Linked DNA regions of Homo sapiens: region 1 is linked to region 2. A link is an interaction called in ENCODE POLR2A ChIA-PET data of the cell type or tissue named here. Cell type or tissue: Caco-2. All regions are shown on one strand.

What was found. Peaks named below come from ENCODE experiments on the same cell type or tissue, not always from the same donor. Only the 100,000 strongest peaks of a DNase experiment are listed, where the experiment ranks them.
Region 1: POLR2A ChIA-PET joins it to region 2 with 5 read pairs; 2 of 35 experiments call an interaction of 5 or more read pairs at or near these places.

What each region holds. Positions count from the first base shown.
Region 1 is chr5:10,582,828-10,587,827 of GRCh38, forward strand. The region is part of intron 1 of ANKRD33B (ankyrin repeat domain 33B); the gene reads left to right. Among named protein-coding and RNA genes, the nearest start is that of ANKRD33B, 21 kb to the left of the region's middle. In Caco-2, no CTCF peak of the experiment used is centred here; no DNase peak of the experiment used is centred here.
Region 2 is chr5:10,255,100-10,260,099 of GRCh38, forward strand. It overlaps CCT5 (chaperonin containing TCP1 subunit 5), which reads left to right. Exons shown (of 11, transcript NM_012073.5): 4 at 856-1,054; 5 at 3,012-3,204; 6 at 3,287-3,436. Among named protein-coding and RNA genes, the nearest start is that of CCT5, 7.3 kb to the left of the region's middle. In Caco-2, no CTCF peak of the experiment used is centred here; a DNase peak (open chromatin) is centred at 3,094.

The sequences.
Region 1 (5,000 bases), 330 kb after region 2:
TTGGTATAGATGCCTTTCATTCTGCGTTGTTTTATATTGATTGGTGGATATTTTCTCTTGAAGCTTGGTCAGCTCCATGAGGGAGATGCTCAACCTCATTCAGTTTCTGCCCTGTGCAGTCCGGCAGTTTGTCGCACATGGTTGGTGGATGATTGTCCCTGCTTTTTTTTTTTTTTTTCTTGTTTTTGAGATGGAATCTTGCTCTGTCGCCCAGGCTGGAGTGCAGTGGGGCAATCTCGGCTAACTGCAACCTCCACCTCCAGGGTTCAAGTAACTCTCCTGCCTCAGCCTCCCGAGTAGCTGGGACTACAGGTGTATGCTACCACGCCTGGGTAATTTTTTTGTATTGTTAGTAGAGACAGGTTTTCCCCATGTTGGCCAGGCTGGTCTTGAACTCCTGACCTCAGGTGATCCTCCCTCCCCGGGCCTCCCAAAGTGCTGGGATTACAGGCGCGAGCCACCGCGCCCGACCTGTCCCTGCTTTTTGAACATGATTCAAGTATCGTGCCCTGTTGCCAGTTACATATACTATTTTGAAAATTCTTAAAAATAGGATAGGTCTCAGCACTGTGGACATTTTGGTTCTAATAATCCTTTGCTGTGGGAACCCGTCCTGTGCATGGCAAGGTGCTGAGTAGCATCCCTGGCCCCTGCCCACTGGATGCCAGCACCAGTGCCTTCCCCTCTGTGACAATGAAAGTCTCCAGACATTGCCAGTTTCTCCTGTTGAAGTCACTGGAATAGGGATAGAGACTGAAGGGAGTAAGATTGTTGGAGTTGTGAACCTGAGTGCCTTCTTACCTGGAAGGATCTGTGGTATTTGGCACGCCTCGCTGCTCTCTCCTGCCTCTTCCTCACCAAGAGTTTTGTCAGGTGTTTTTTACAGTTAAAGAATTTATGTACTTTGGTAGGAAAATTGTGTTTACCAGCCCTTCCAACAGGCGGTCCTATTCTGTAAGATGGAAAATACCTATAATTAGAATTCCTGGCTCTGTAAATGCTTCTCTCTTTGTGATTTGGAGTGTTTGTTGTTGTTTGAATCTTAACATTTGACTGTATTTTTCTCTTGGAGTTGTAATAAGACAAGGGAGCTTTTAAAAGTGTAATCTGAGGAGATTAACCCCAGGAGGCATGAAATATCCCTCCGAAGATCACAGTCGGTCTTTCGAGGACATCCTGCCACGTTTACCCAGTGCCCGGCGTGAGCAGCCTAGAAGACGAGTGGTGGCAGCTGCCACCTGCCCGGTGAAAATGTAATTGACAGGAAATTAATGAGGGGCCAGAGATGACTGTTTTATGCCTAACAGAACCACATGACACGTGTTTTACCAAGAAATCATACATTTGGCTTTGATTTTCAAAGTGATTTTTATGAACTAATAACACTTCAAGCAGGCACTTTCTCTGTTGGAATTCTCCCTTTAAAAAGAACTGTCAGCTGGGGGCGGTGGCTTATGCGTGTAATCCCAGAACTTCGGGAGGCTGAAGTGGGCTGATCACTTGAGCTTGGGAGTTCAAGACCAGTCTGGGCAACATAGTAAGACCCTGTCTCTACAAAAAATGCAAAAATTAGCCAGATGTGGGGGTACATGCCTATAGTCCTAGCTACTTTGGAGGCTGAGGCAGGAGGATCACTTGAGCTGGAAAGTTGAAGCTGCAGTGAGCCATGATCATGCCACTGCATTCCAGCCTGGGAGACAGAGCAAGACCCTGTCTCAAAAAAATAATAAAAAAAAAAGAAATGTCACAAAACAATTTGCATTAAATAAGCCTCTTGATTCAGCATGAAGTTGCCTCTTTTTCAGTTTAATGTATTTATTTATTTAGCAAATATTTATTGGACAGGGGTACCTGTGCCAGGCGCTGTTCTAGGGGACAGAATGCCAGACAGAAATGGAGATTGCTGCTGAAGTGGAGCTTACGTGATTTTGGGGGTGAGAAACAATAACAAGCTCAAATACATGCACCTCTTCTCAGGAGGGAGCAAGTGCTCAGGAGATGGGATAAGGTAGGCAGGGAAAGGGTTTTGCAGCACTGGGCTGGTGCTGAAAATTTCCGTCCTCGTTGAGGAAGGAACCTTTGAGTAAAGACCTGGAAGGAAGTGAAAGTCTTGCTGTTTGGAGGTCTAGGAAAGAGCCTTCCAGGCTGGTGGAGCAGGTGGTAGAGCTGGAATGTTCTAGAAGAGCCAGAGGTCAGAGGGACTACAGCAGAGCACCATGGGGAGAGGGCAGGAGATGAGGTCAGAAGTGACCAGTGCTTTACTCACAAAGGGAAGGACAGACTTGGGTAAGGAGAGCTGGAGGGGAAGGAAGAAGACCCAACTCCAGTGGTAAGTGAGAGCTCTGCTGGCGTCGTGTTGAAGTTTGGTCCTCTTTGAAGTGGACACAGTCTTCCAGGGCAGATCTTCTTAGGCTCTGGTTGTGGTGAGCTCGTCTCTTACATTGTGCTTACTTAGATCAATGCCTTTTCAGTGTTTGTTTAAATCAACAAGTGTTTTCCTGGATGCCTACAGAGCTGGAACCTGAGGTCCCCTAAACATTGTCCTTGATGGACAAATCCATATTTGGGATGCTGATCTGTGGTCCTTAACTTAGACGTCTTAGGTCTGACTTCGAGTCTCCACAGTCATTTCCATTTGACAAAGGGAGTTTAAGCATGTGATTAGATGGGGTCTGTGGAGCATGTGGCTTTGCTTGTTCTAGGGAAAAGAAACGCACTGAGAAACACCTGGAATTAGAAAGCACTTCCTGGGTGTTTGTGGCTTCCTCTGTCAGCCCTGGAGATGTGGCTGCCCAAAGGCCTGTGTGGCTAACAGGTGTGCTGGAGATGTCTGGATTGTAGCCTTGCTGGGAGCCCTCATGAAAGACAATGCCCGGGCCCAGGTGTTTGATGGGTTACCATGCTGGGTGAGGGCGCTGTGCCAATGGCATAAAGCATGGGGTCATGGGGTCATGGCCTCATGGCCATGGGGTCATGCGTAAAGCAGAGCTGTGGGTCCAGGGTCTGACAGATGGGACTCACTGCAGGGCCCCTCCTCTCTGTCCTCACCTGAAGCAGTTGCATCCATCAGTCCTTCGCCCATCCCAGAGTTTTGGTGATGGCTTCCCTGTGCCAGGCTTTCCGCAGGAGACTGGAGGCCAAGACAAGTACAAGCCACGGGGCTCTATCATCAAGGACCCAACAGGCAGCAACATAGGCTGTGGTGAAGACCCTGAATTCTATGTTCTTGTGGGTCTTGGGAGTTTCTCTGTTGTCTCTGCTCCATGCTAATTGCATAGCATTTCTTTCTTCCATTATGTAACACCGAGAAATACAGTCATCCTTCAGGACACGTGAGGAATTTGTTCCAGGACTCCCCCACCTATACCCAAATCTGCATATACTCAAGTCCCACAATCCGCTTTGTGGAGCCCCTGTATACAGAGTCAGCCCTCTGTAGGTGGATTTCACTTCCCACGATTTGGTTGAAAAAAATCTACCTATAAGTGTACTCTGACAGTTCAAGAGTTGTTTAAGGTTCAACTGTAACACAGCCCTATATGAAGAAGAAAGAAAAGGCTGGTGTTGGTGCCACAGCCAGTGGCTCTCTACTTGATTGGAAGTTCTTGTTTAGACCTGATACACTGTGAGAATACGATGTGCGTTGGGTTCTTGTAACTGTGTGTGTGTGTGTGTGTGTGTGTGTGTGTGTGTGTGTGTGTGTGTGTATACTGCTTTCTTCTCTTTATTTTCCATACAGTTTATAAGAGGACATTCAGACCAACAAACAGTTCTCATCTTCAGTCTTTTAGTGCTGAATAAGTTTTGCTGTGTGGCATCTTAATGCGCAATTTAGGAAATTGCTCTTGGTATCTTGCAGTCACAGCCAGATTCAATTGGTGAGGGATCTTTCCAGTGCAAACATGGCCTTTTCCAATACATTTACATATTCTGGGACATTACTCATTTGTTTCCTGGCTTTTAACAGCACTGCAAATATGGGCCTTTTCTGAAACATTTACATAGACCAGGACATTATTATTCATGTGTTGCCTGGCTTTTAAATCAACAGCAGTATTTACTTAGCTAAGAAATTGGGAGACTCTTTAGCCTACTGAATTTAAAAAAGCAGTGAAGTGTTGGGGGTATGTGAAGTTTTCATTGTGGGAGAGTGTTTCCAATTTTAGTGATTTTATTTATTATTTATTTATTTATTTATTTATTTTGAGATGGAGTCTCGCTCTGTCGCCCAAGCTGGAATGCAGTTGTGCGATCTTGGCTCACTGCAACCTCTGTCTCCTGGGTTCAAGCAATTCTCCCACCTCAGCCTCCCAAGTAGCTGGGATTACAGACGCCCGCCACCATGCCCGGCTGATTTTTGTATTTTTAGTAGAGATGGGGTTTCACCATGTTGGCCAGGTTGATCTCGAACTCCTGACCTGAAGTGATCTGCCTGGCTAATTTTTGTATTTTTAGTAATGACGGGGTTTCACCATGTTGGCCAGACATGTCTTGAACTCCTGACCTCAAGTGATCCGCCTGCTTCAGCTTCCCAAAGTGCTGGGATTACAGATGTGAACCACCACACCCGGCCAGATTTTAGTGATGTTAAAGATCTTTCTGAGTAGAGTTACTTTATTTTCACTGTGAATGATCACATTCACAACATGATCCTTATTCTTTTACTCGGACAACATTGAATAGTAATATTTATTAGGTATTTTATTATTCTTCTGATACAATTTTTTTTTTTTTGGTGTGGAAAATGAAAAAAAAAAGAGAAGTACAAAGAAAAAAACAAAAACCAGTCACCTGTATTCCCAGTACCTGGAGCTAATGATAGTGAATTTTTCGGTGTTCTTTTCTGACTTGTGCTGTGAAATATATATGCTCTGCCAGATTAGCTATCTGTAAAGTTATCTATCTATAAATAAAGTTTTGAGTCCTGGTTTATTCACTTGTAGGGGTATTTCTATATTAGAAATACTTCAGAATCTTGATTTTAAAAATCCAACTTCTGC
Region 2 (5,000 bases):
AAAGGATGTTTGGGAAACGTGGAAGAATTTGATTTTGGATCATGTACTGCAATGCTGAGTTTCCTGAGTGATCTGTGACCATTATATTGCAGATGTGTAGGAGAATGCCCTTCTTCTCAGCTGTATACCTAAATACTTAGGAGTGACATGTCATGGTTTCTGTAACTAATTCTCAAATAGTTGAACAGAAACAGTATGTACATGTAGAGAAAATGTGGCAAAATGTTAATAAGTAAACTGGTATTCGTTTTAGTATTGTACCTTTTTTTTCTGAAGATTTGAAATCTTTAAAAAGTTGGGGAGATTGAAGACAAAATATCAGTAAGGTTACCTTTTCTGCAGATGAAATTTGAATTCATTCAACAAATATTTATTGGATACTATTGTATGCCAAGCACTGTTCTCGGTGCGCTTGGAGAGCTGTAGATTTAAACAAAATTCATCTTTGCGACCCTAAAATGAGGAGAAAGGAGGATGGGGGTGGGGGGAATAAATAATAAACACGTTTTAGTCTCATCACCAGGCTGAATTTCACTGAGTAGACCCTGGCCCAGGAAACATAATAGCTTTTTACCTCTTAGAAAAATGTTCTTTTTACATTATATTCTTTAGTTACGTTCTTCACATCACTGAGGGTTGAATGTTCATCTGTAAGGGGACACATGTCCTATTCGACCTTCGCTAGAACTAAAACGAGGCTTTCTTTTAAAAATAGAGGGCTTCTGCCTCTAAGATGACTTGCAGCTTAATTCTAGAAGCTGCTTCTTTCCATGATAGCATCTAACTTGTGCTGATTATACTAAAAGTGAAGTTTTGTTGTTTGCCTGAACTGATTGTCTGCTGGCTTATTTGCAGTCCTGGCTGGTGCCTTGTTAGAAGAAGCGGAGCAATTGCTAGACCGAGGCATTCACCCAATCAGAATAGCCGATGGCTATGAGCAGGCTGCTCGTGTTGCTATTGAACACCTGGACAAGATCAGCGATAGCGTCCTTGTTGACATAAAGGACACCGAACCCCTGATTCAGACAGCAAAAACCACGCTGGGCTCCAAAGTGTACGTTTCAGTAGATGATATGATTACCCATTTGTAGAGGAGGCAGTTTGTTTGCCATTTCTTAAAGGCAACACAAAATGACCACTGGTGGATTTGTATCGATTTGATTATTTGTTTTGATTACTTGGTTTTGCTTTGTTTTTAATGTAGATGTAGACAGATGCATTTTGTATTTAAGTTGAGAACTGAATTTCTAAGTTCAGGTATAAATCCCCTTGACAATATTTGCAAAATATAGTTATTTTAATTTAGCAGAATAGGTTGTGTTAAAAATCAGCTAAGGCTGGATGCAGTGGCTCATACTTGTAATCTCAGCACTTTAGGAGGCCAAAGCAGTAGCTTGCTTGAGCTCAGGAATTGAAGACCAGCCAGGGCAATGTAGTGGGACCCCATCGCTACAAAACAAAAAACTAGCCAGGCATGGTAGCACACACTTCAGCAACTCCAGAGGCTGAGGTGAGAGGTCGAGGCTGCAGCAAGCCATGATCATGCCACTGCACTCCAGCTTGAGCAACAGAGCGAGACCCTGTCTCAAAAAAAAAAAAAAGTCAACTAGAAAGGGTCCTACCTGGAGGATATGTGAATTTTCTTAACACTTCTTTCTATAATTTCTTTGCTGGGGAGCCATTGGGGGTGGGTTCCACTTTTTATTCAGCAAATTGCCGATCCAAAATTATAATTTAGTAAAGAGAGTCTTGAAAGCGACTTGTCTCTGGTGTTTTCAGCGTTCGTGTAATGTCCGTTTGCCAGGCTTACTGCCAGGTCTTATGGGCACTAAGACACAGCTCTTCTCCCAGGAGACTCTAAGCAACCTCAGCCAAGGGGTGCGCTGATTATGTACAATGCCAAAGACTTAAGGTCTGTTGCCGTAATATAACATAAAAATCCAGTGTAAGCTGCTTTATTACATTATATTAAATCAGTGAGAGATGTTTTCAATTGTGTGCTTGTGGTGGTTTTAGCAAAAAGGAATGAGGGATCTTCTAAACTCAGAGTAGTCAGGGAAAATGCAGGAAAAGTGTCTGCTTCTGTTGCCTTTTCCCCTGAGCAAAGCCTATGTTAGAGCAGAAGCCTTCAGCAATGCCTGCTGTCCTCCTCTAACCACAGATCTCAGCAGAGACTAGCTCCCTAGGCAAGAGTGAGTACCCTAGGGGTAGCCTCTTGTCACAAGTATAACACTTATTTTCTCATGAAAGGAGGACATCATCATTACTTGAAGTGTACAAATCAGTTTTCTTGTTGCTTTATAAGTTGGCCTTGTTCTGTTTGCAAGTATTAAGTCATCTACTTAAGATACAACATGTTTACTTTCATGGTTCTCTTTTATAGATAACCTGTGATTTCAGACATTATTTCAAGTGCTAGGTTTCCCTAGTTGTTTTTCTTGGCTCAAAAATTAATTTATTGAACTGTCTATTCACATGTTTCAAAGCTTTCAAAAAGGTAACACCCTCCATCTATAATGGATGTTGTGGTGAATTCTTGGAAAGTTTAAATGCCCTGTCCAGTCCTTTCAGTTCCTGGTTAGTGCTACACTTCATTGAGATAAGAGTGACTCTTCCTGAGTGATTACTTACCTTTCCCATTCTGTTCTGAACTTGTAAAATAGTAACAGTATTCTGTAAAAGTGCTGCATTCTAAGAAGACCTTAATTCATGCCAGACTACAGTGGTTTCTTGAGTACATTCATAATGGAAGGAAATAGTAAATTTCAGAGTTAGCGAAAATAAAGATGTAATTTTTTCCTATCTAAGTATACAGTCCCCTTTAGGGCCCATGGATCACAGGTTAAGAATCTGCCCCAGACTGTTGAAAATGCAGGTTGAGATGGCATTCCCCTCTAGAAGACTCAAAACATCGTTTGATTTATATCTTTGAGTAACATTGTGTTATGTGGCCTGCTTTGGTTGCAGTAATTGTGAAACCAATGAAGTTTGTTTTGTGGTGTTTTCCTCAGGGTCAACAGTTGTCACCGACAGATGGCTGAGATTGCTGTGAATGCCGTCCTCACTGTAGCAGATATGGAGCGGAGAGACGTTGACTTTGAGCTTATCAAAGTAGAAGGCAAAGTGGGCGGCAGGCTGGAGGACACTAAACTGATTAAGGGCGTGATTGTGGACAAGGATTTCAGTCACCCACAGATGCCAAAAGTGAGCCATTGCATCTCACAGCTTCGCACTGTTGGTTAACTCTTAATTCCACCAATTAAAATGTCTTTATGTTCCCCCATAGAAAGTGGAAGATGCGAAGATTGCAATTCTCACATGTCCATTTGAACCACCCAAACCAAAAACAAAGCATAAGCTGGATGTGACCTCTGTCGAAGATTATAAAGCCCTTCAGAAATACGAAAAGGAGAAATTTGAAGAGATGATTCAACAAGTAAGTCTTACCAGAGTCCTCAGTGGAATTTAAACTCCCAAAGGGTACAGTTAGTTAGGTTTGGTTAGTAAATATGTGTAGTCTTTCTTCAGTTCTAAAACATACACAGGAAAAAACCAAATTGCATAGAAAGGCATAAACAGGGAAGAATTCTAATTTTGTCTTAAAATGGTAGCGTGTTCAGGCCAGGTGCAGTGGCCATGCCTATAATCCCAGCACTTTGGGAGGCTAAGGCAGGCAGATCGTGAGATCATCGAGACCATCTGACTAACACGGTGAAACGCCATTTCTACTAAAAACACAAAAAATTAGCCAGGCATGGTGGCAGGCACCTATAGTCCTAGCTACTCAGGAGGCTGAGACAGGAGAATCGCTTGAACCCAGGAGGCAGAGGTTGCAGTGAGCTGAGCTTGCACCACTACACTCCAGCCTGGGCGACAGAGCAAGACTCTGTCTCAAAAAAAATGGTAGTGTGTTCAGGGTCCTGAAAGAAGTGACCCTGTTACCTAAAGCCGTGCTTTCAATTGTACATATTATATTTGCCGTCCTGGACAAATTTAACTTAGCTTACCTTGCCTTTAAGATTTCTGACTATACCTTTTAGGCAAGAGTTAATGAGTAACTGGAGTTAAACCAGAATGCACTCATAGTAATCCCAGTTCTTTGCTCAGTTAAGTCTAGTTTGGGTTCATGAATACCTTAGCGTAGGTGTGCTTTCTCTCTGACATAGCAACTCCTCTTTGGGGGCTGCGTCCTTGGGAGTTGAAAACACCAGTACTCAAGAAGACAGGAACGTGGGTTGGTTAGGGTATTATTTATCATAGCAAACCAACTAGAGACTATTTTCATGTCTGTTCTTGGGAAAGTTGTTGAATGTACTCATTGATGATACGGTTCTTGGTGCCTACGACATACCAGGCTCTGTTGTAGGCACTAAAGGTACAGCAGGGAATGAAGCCAAGCTCGTGCTCTTGAGACACAGATAAGAGAAAGGTGGGTACAGCTCCATTACAGACACTGGTCAGAGAGGTGACCTGTAAGGAGAGGCCAACATAGGGTGAGAGCAGTGCCCCTGGGGGAGGAGCATTCCAGGCTGAGGACAGATGGGGATGCTCCTGAGCCAGGAACATTGTTGGCTTGTACAAGGAAGAGCCAGCCTCAGGGATTGAAGCATGCTGGCGGGAGCTTATAAATAAAAGGCCATCATCTGGGCCGGTGGGACAGTTTTCATGAGAATGGTGCCTCAGCTGTGCTGGGGGGCCACAGATAAATTGAGAGGCCAGGGATGTTACTGGATCGTGCTGGTGAGGCGCAGGTTGCTGAGAATGAGAAGGGAATGACGATGGGGCTAGATAGTAAAATGTTAAAGAATGAGAGGCAGGGACCCAAAGAGGAACACTGCAGGTGACTGAGGAGCAAGAAGGACCCTCTCCTGTTCTGAGCATGTGAGAGGGAAAGCAGCTGCCATCTGAGGAGGGTTGCAGGGGCAGGTTGGTTTTCCGGGGTTGTGACGGAGAGATTGTATAAGGAGGCTGCTGTTCTGGACTGAGTTCCAGAGGGTCAG